2 separate regions of the Homo sapiens genome follow, and region 2 is linked to region 1. Evidence: read pairs that join two places in POLR2A ChIA-PET (ENCODE). Cell type or tissue: PC-9. All regions are shown on one strand. Links, peaks and the distances in the headings refer to the core of each region. The heading gives the core; the rest is flanking DNA. Region 1 has its middle 26 kb from the start of TIAM1-AS1. Region 2 holds the start of LOC105372777 (a long non-coding RNA gene).

Region 1 (2,914 bases), core at 217-2,716:
ACATTCTAGACCAACAACCTCTTTCCATAGTATCAGTTATTTTTATGCACTTGGTATTCTGTGGACCAGAATGTACATTTATCCTGATTAAATTTCTTTTTTTTTCCGATTAAATTTCAATTGTTAGATTTCATCCATTGTTCTAGCCTACCAAGGTATTTACCAATCTTAATTCAATCTTGGCAGGCATTTACCAATACCTTAATTCAATCTCTCAGGATAGCGTTGATCTCTCCAAGGTCCTGATAAGCCATCGTCTCAGCATTTAGAATGACAATGCAGGACAGAAATAGACCAGCACGGTGGACGGTGCCTTTTGGTACCGACCACTGCTGTTTTGTTCAGATAAAGAAAGAACAGTTGGTGGAAGGAGGCCCAATCAAGGATTTGGTATTTAAAGGATAAACTCCTGGATCCATTTTTCTTATACTTCTGGCTTCCAATTAAAGGACTTATTTCCTGGACCTGCTCCCCCAAAGTCCATGGGCCAGAGATGGGGAACCTAAAGGAAAGTTTCAAATGTGAGGTTTTTTTTGAGAGGGCCCGGATATATTTAAAGTGGGAGAGGTGGCTTTCTGTTCATTTATATTGACTCCCCCTCCCCACCTCTCCTTTTTTTTTTTTTTTTAGGATGGAGACTTGCTTTGTTGCCCAGGCTGGAGTGCAGTGATGCAATCTCAGCTTACTGCAACCTCCGCCTCCTGGGTTCAAGTGAGTCTCCTGCCTCAGCCTCCCAAGTAGCTGGGATTACAGGCACGCACCCGGCTAATTTTTTTTTTTTTTTTTTTTGCATTTTTAGTAGAGATGGGGTTTTACCATGCTGGTCAGGCTGGTCTCAAATTCCTGACCTCAAGTGATCAGCCCACCTCAGCCTCCCAAAGTGCTGGGATTACAGACATGAGTCACTGTGCCCGGCCTCTTCTGACTCTCTTTTCTACCCCTAGAAGATAACTAGAAAGGCAGGCTTTTAGAGCTGCATTAGGAGTGAACAGAAATCTGCCACTTAATTGTCTAAATGGGGAAACTGAGGTGCAGTGAAGTCAGGTTCCTGGGCTAGCCCACTCTGGAACAAGATGACAAAGCCAGGAGGGGACTCCAGTTCCATTGCTCTGTCCTGAGCTGTCTCAGTCAGGTAACCATGGCTGTATACCTGCCACCGCTTCCTAGAGGGTCACTGTGTCTCCAGAATCTGGGGGAAAACATTAGCTTCTTATTAAAACATATGAGGATAGTCCGGACTTGATGGCTCACACTGTAATCCCAGCTCTTTGGGAGGCCGAGGTGGGTGGATCACCTGAAGTCAGGAGTTTGAGAACAGCCTGACCAACGAAGTGAAACCCTGTCTCTACTAAAAATACAAAAATGAGTCGGGCATGGTGGTGGGCACCTGTAATCCCCAGCTACTTGAGAGGCTGAGGCAGGAGACTCATTTGAACCTGGGAGGCAGGGTTGCAGTGAGCAGAGACAGCACCATTGCACTCCAGCCTGGGCAACAAGAGCGAAACTCTGTCTCAAAAAAAAGAAAAGAAAAAGAAAAAAAGAAAAAATGTGCATTTACTAACTACTTGGGCCATGGATGCCAGATCCCCCAGAGAGTACAAAAGTCGATATTTTACTTTATGGAAGAGTTTTTAAGCAGAGAAGTAAGCCTTCAAATAGGCTCCACGAATGTATCAGCTCTATTTGTGGAGGTAGGTCTGTAGCAAGTAGGAGAGGGAAACCATCCTCGTTTCCCTTGTGCTGTTATCATTATTATTTGTTATTTGTAGGTGTGACCAGGGCACAGAATATAAAAGAAAACACTTAAGAAGCCTCTGTGAGGTTACGGGTCTGGTTACTGAGACCTCTCTATAATATGCAGATTTGGCTGGGTGCAGTGGCTCATGCCTGTAATCCCAGCACTTTGGGAGGCCAACATGGGCGCATCGCCTGAGGTCAGGAGTTCGAGACCAACCTGGCCAACATGGTGAAACCCGTCTCTACTAAAAAAACAAAAATTAGCCAGACGTGGTGGCAGGCACTTGTAATCCTAGCTACTTGGGAGGCTGAGGCAGGAGAATTGCTGAAACCTAGGAGGTGGAGGTTGCAGTGGGCCGAGATCGTGCCACTGCACTCCAGCCTGGGGGTCAGAGAGAGACCTTGTCTCAAAAAAAAAAAAAAAAAAAGGCCATGATGATAATGGCGGTTTTGTGGAATGGAAAGGGGGGGAAAGGTGGGGAGAAGATTGAGAAATCGGATGGTTGCCGTGTCTGTGTAGAAGGAAGTAGACATGGGAGACTTTTCATCTTGTTCTGTACTAAGAAAAATTCTTCTGCCTTGCGATCCTGTTGATCTGTGACCTTACCCCCAACCCTGTGCTATCTGAAACATGTGCTGTGTTCACTCAGGGTTAAATGGATTAAGGGCGGTGCAAGATGTGCTTTGTTAAACAGATGCTTGAAGGCAGCATGCTCGTTAAGAGTCATCACCACTCCCTAATCTCAAGTACCCAGGGACACAAACACTGCGGAACGCCGCAGGGTCCTCTGCCTAGGAAAACCAGAGACCTTTGTTCACTTGTTTTATCTGCTGACCTTCCCTCCACTATTGTCCTATGACCCTGCCAAATCCCCCTCTGCGAGAAACACCCAAGAATGATCAATAAAAAAAAAAAAAAAAAAAAAAAAGCATATTCATTCATTTTAGCTTTCTGAGGATATTGGTCAGTCCTTCCCAAGAAGCCGGCTGCATGATGGACCCTCATTTCCATTGCCTGTGGACTGGCTTTACTATCTGTAATTAACAGTGAGGAACTTCGTGGATGGTATTCTTTTGTAGGCATGAATTTCTAACCGAAGAACATCTTTCAGCTCTCAGCATTGTTCATCTGAATGTTGCTATGAGACTGCGGCTATTTATTCCTCTAAAGATCTCT
Region 2 (2,914 bases), core at 119-2,618, 330 kb after region 1:
TTGTTGCCCAGCTCAAATGCTAAGAAAACTCTTGCCCACAGCTGTTGTATGTATTAGGCTACAGCTGGCCACTTGTGCATACATTCATTTTTTGGGGAAGCTGCCAGTGGAATGGCAACTGGTGAGTGCCCTGAAAATCTGGCTTCAGAGAATTTGTCCTGGGAGAACAGGATTGAAGAGCCTCTCGGCCCTGTGAATGTTGTTCATGATCGGAAATCTCTTCAACGGAGTGGTTCTAACATGGAGAGTTTATTTTGAGCTGTTTTCTGGAAGTCTCAGCTAGATCATGAACCATGTTTAGAATTATTTCTCTGTCTAGCCAGGATCTTACCATCTCCCTTGATGTCCTCTGCCTTTTTTGATTAAAATTTAGTATTTGACTCTAAGAGGTAACCTACCTTGCAGTTGCTACAAAAACTGCTGAGGCTCCCCTGGGACTATTCCGTGGTGTCAGTCTTCTGTATTCCTCACTGCTGGGAAGACTGGGGAGGTTTACAGGTGCTTCTGGGATAGGGGGAGGATCAGGATTCTCAGGTGGGTAGTAGCAGGAGCCCCTCTGAAAGATGACCACTAAGTAAGTTTGCAACACAATGAAGGAAAGAAAGAGCGGTGTTGAGTAGCACCTCTGGCTGGGTCATCACCCTTTCCAGCAATGCTGGAGAATGGACTTCTGGGAATTTGGGACATCCCAAGTTTCATGACTGAATAAGGGCTGGGGCTGGGCAACCTGCATCCGTTTCTCAATGGGCTGGGTCACATATCAGTGGGGGCATGTGTACCACTGAGCCTGAATAACCACTTAAGGAGACAAGGTGGAGTTGTCTTGGATCACAGATGACAAGAGCATTCCCCGTTGATGACACGGAGCTGTTTGCTTCCAAAGCATGCAAGCTCACCTGGGGCCCGCAGGTCTTTTACCTGGAGTAATCACTTCCTTGCTTGGTTTAGTGGTTGTCCCAGAGTTGAACACACACAGTCTGGTCATGGCAAAGCTACAGCATCAGTTGGCATGAGCAGATGTTCAGGTCTTATACAGAGGTGAGTGTCCATTGAGGCCTTACTCTTAGTTTAAATAGAGACAGATGTGAGGGCCTTCTGTAAAGGGATGGATGGTGTTGGCAATGTAGTGAACTCTTATGAGACACGCCCTTGAGAGTTGGTCTTTCGGGTTTCTGCCTCGCTTTTCCTTATTCTCTCTTCCCATCCTCCTTCCCCTTTCTTGCACTTGCAGGTTTTAGCTTTTTGCCAGGCAGGTCACAGTCACTCAGCTTTTGCTGAAAAAATCTGGAAGAGCCATTGTTGGTAAGAAAAGGGGGAAGGCATGGGATTGATTTGTTTGTTTGTTTTGTTTTGAGACAGGGTCTCTCTCTCTCTGTTGCCCAGGCTGGAGTGCAGTGGTGCAGTCTTGGCTCACTGCAACCTCCACTTCCTGGACTCAAGTGATCCTCCCACCTGCCTCAACCTCCCGAGTAGCTGGGACTACAGGTGTGCACCACCATGTGTGGCTGATTTTTTTGTAGTTTTAATAGAGATGGGGTTTCACCTTGTTGCCCAGGCTGGTCTCAAACTCTTGACCTCAGGTGATCCACCCGCTTCAGCCTCCCAAAGTGCAGGGATTATAGGCATGAGCCACCATGCCCTGCTGAGACTGAATATTTAGACAGAATCTGGTCAGGTGCTACCTGCAGCTGAGTCATGAGGTCACCATATAATAGTGGAAAGTGTACTTGGAAGGATAGGTTTCAACTTCCCATCTGCCACCAACCAGACTTGTGATTTTCTAAGCCGCAGGCTGTCAATCAATGAGATAGCTTTGCCAAGTCCCTTCCTCTTCTGGAGCTCTGGGAATTACAAGATGCCTGGGATCATTTTTTCTCCTTTGTACCAAAGTCTCTCTTATGGAATAGGGATGTTACCTGTGTAGCTAAATTTCCCTGTCTTGCAGAGAAGCATTTCACCTCTTTGCATTTTAGAGAGAGCTTAATAGCTGATGTTTTCACGCATACCAAACCTTCTTCCCAGAAGGACTGAGACATGAAAATGAATCCAAAAGTTTGGAAAATTCACAGACTCATCTTGTGTAACTCATTGGTTATCCTGAATAATCAACAATTGTCAAATTTTCTTTTGTCTTGTATCAAGAGGGAAGCATATGGTCAATGTCCCTGCCAAGGAGAAATGTGGGTTGATAACAGTGTTTTCCTGTTTGTGTAGAGGATTTTTACCAATTGGCTCTAGGTCTTTCATGACCACCCGTGGATGTTAATAAGCAGGATAGCAGATAGCAAAGCTGTGGGAACCAGCAGTTATAGGGGTCTGCATCTGAGCTGCATTCGTGGTTTCTTTCTTTCCCTTAAGTCCCTCTAACTCCCAGGGGTCTAAGCTCCATTTATAATGGAGTTGATCCCTAGAAGCTCACCCAGCAATCTCCTGCTGCCATTCTACTCCCACCACCCTCTTTTTTCCATGTCTTGCTATACATCTCTTTTAGTTGCTTATTTAGTATTTCTTCATGATGAAGGTGAACTTTGAGCAATTCTTAGAACTAAGTGAAGTTCGTGGAGATATGGGCACAGTGTCTGTCTGGGGCCTTGTGTAGGCCAGTATTAGTTTGTGGCATGGCTCATACTGCCCCCATTGCCTCTCAGCAAAGATAGGAGCCCAGAGCATTCATTTGTATGGTAATTCAGAATATCTGGTTAGTTTTTACGTGTTTGAACCAGAATGAGCCATTTGTGAGACTAAAGGCCCCCAAATTGGTGAAACTGCCAAACTGTGTATTACTTTGGCATCTTCTATATTAGACTCAGCCTCCCGTTCTCTTCCTTGGAGAACAATTAGGCTCCTTTCTTATGCATAAGACTTTGAGCTGTCTGTCCAATACTGCAGTGAGTATCCTTCCTTGATGACTACC

What was found. ChIA-PET counts read pairs that join two places held together with the same protein. Peaks named below come from ENCODE experiments on the same cell type or tissue, not always from the same donor. Only the 100,000 strongest peaks of a DNase experiment are listed, where the experiment ranks them.
Region 2: POLR2A ChIA-PET joins it to region 1 with 15 read pairs; 2 of 35 experiments call an interaction of 5 or more read pairs at or near these places.

The regions. Positions count from the first base shown.
Region 1 is chr21:31,583,651-31,586,564 of GRCh38, reverse strand. No RefSeq gene overlaps it. Among named protein-coding and RNA genes, the nearest start is that of TIAM1-AS1, 26 kb to the right of the region's middle. RefSeq lists a silencer at 162-362 and enhancers at 1,595-2,379, 2,380-2,914. In PC-9, for the core only: no CTCF peak of the experiment used is centred there; no DNase peak of the experiment used is centred there.
Region 2 is chr21:31,253,142-31,256,055 of GRCh38, reverse strand. All of the region lies in intron 4 of TIAM1 (TIAM Rac1 associated GEF 1), which reads left to right. It overlaps LOC105372777 (a long non-coding RNA gene), which reads right to left and starts at 636. Exons shown (of 2, transcript XR_937661.3): 1 at 399-636. In PC-9, for the core only: no CTCF peak of the experiment used is centred there; no DNase peak of the experiment used is centred there.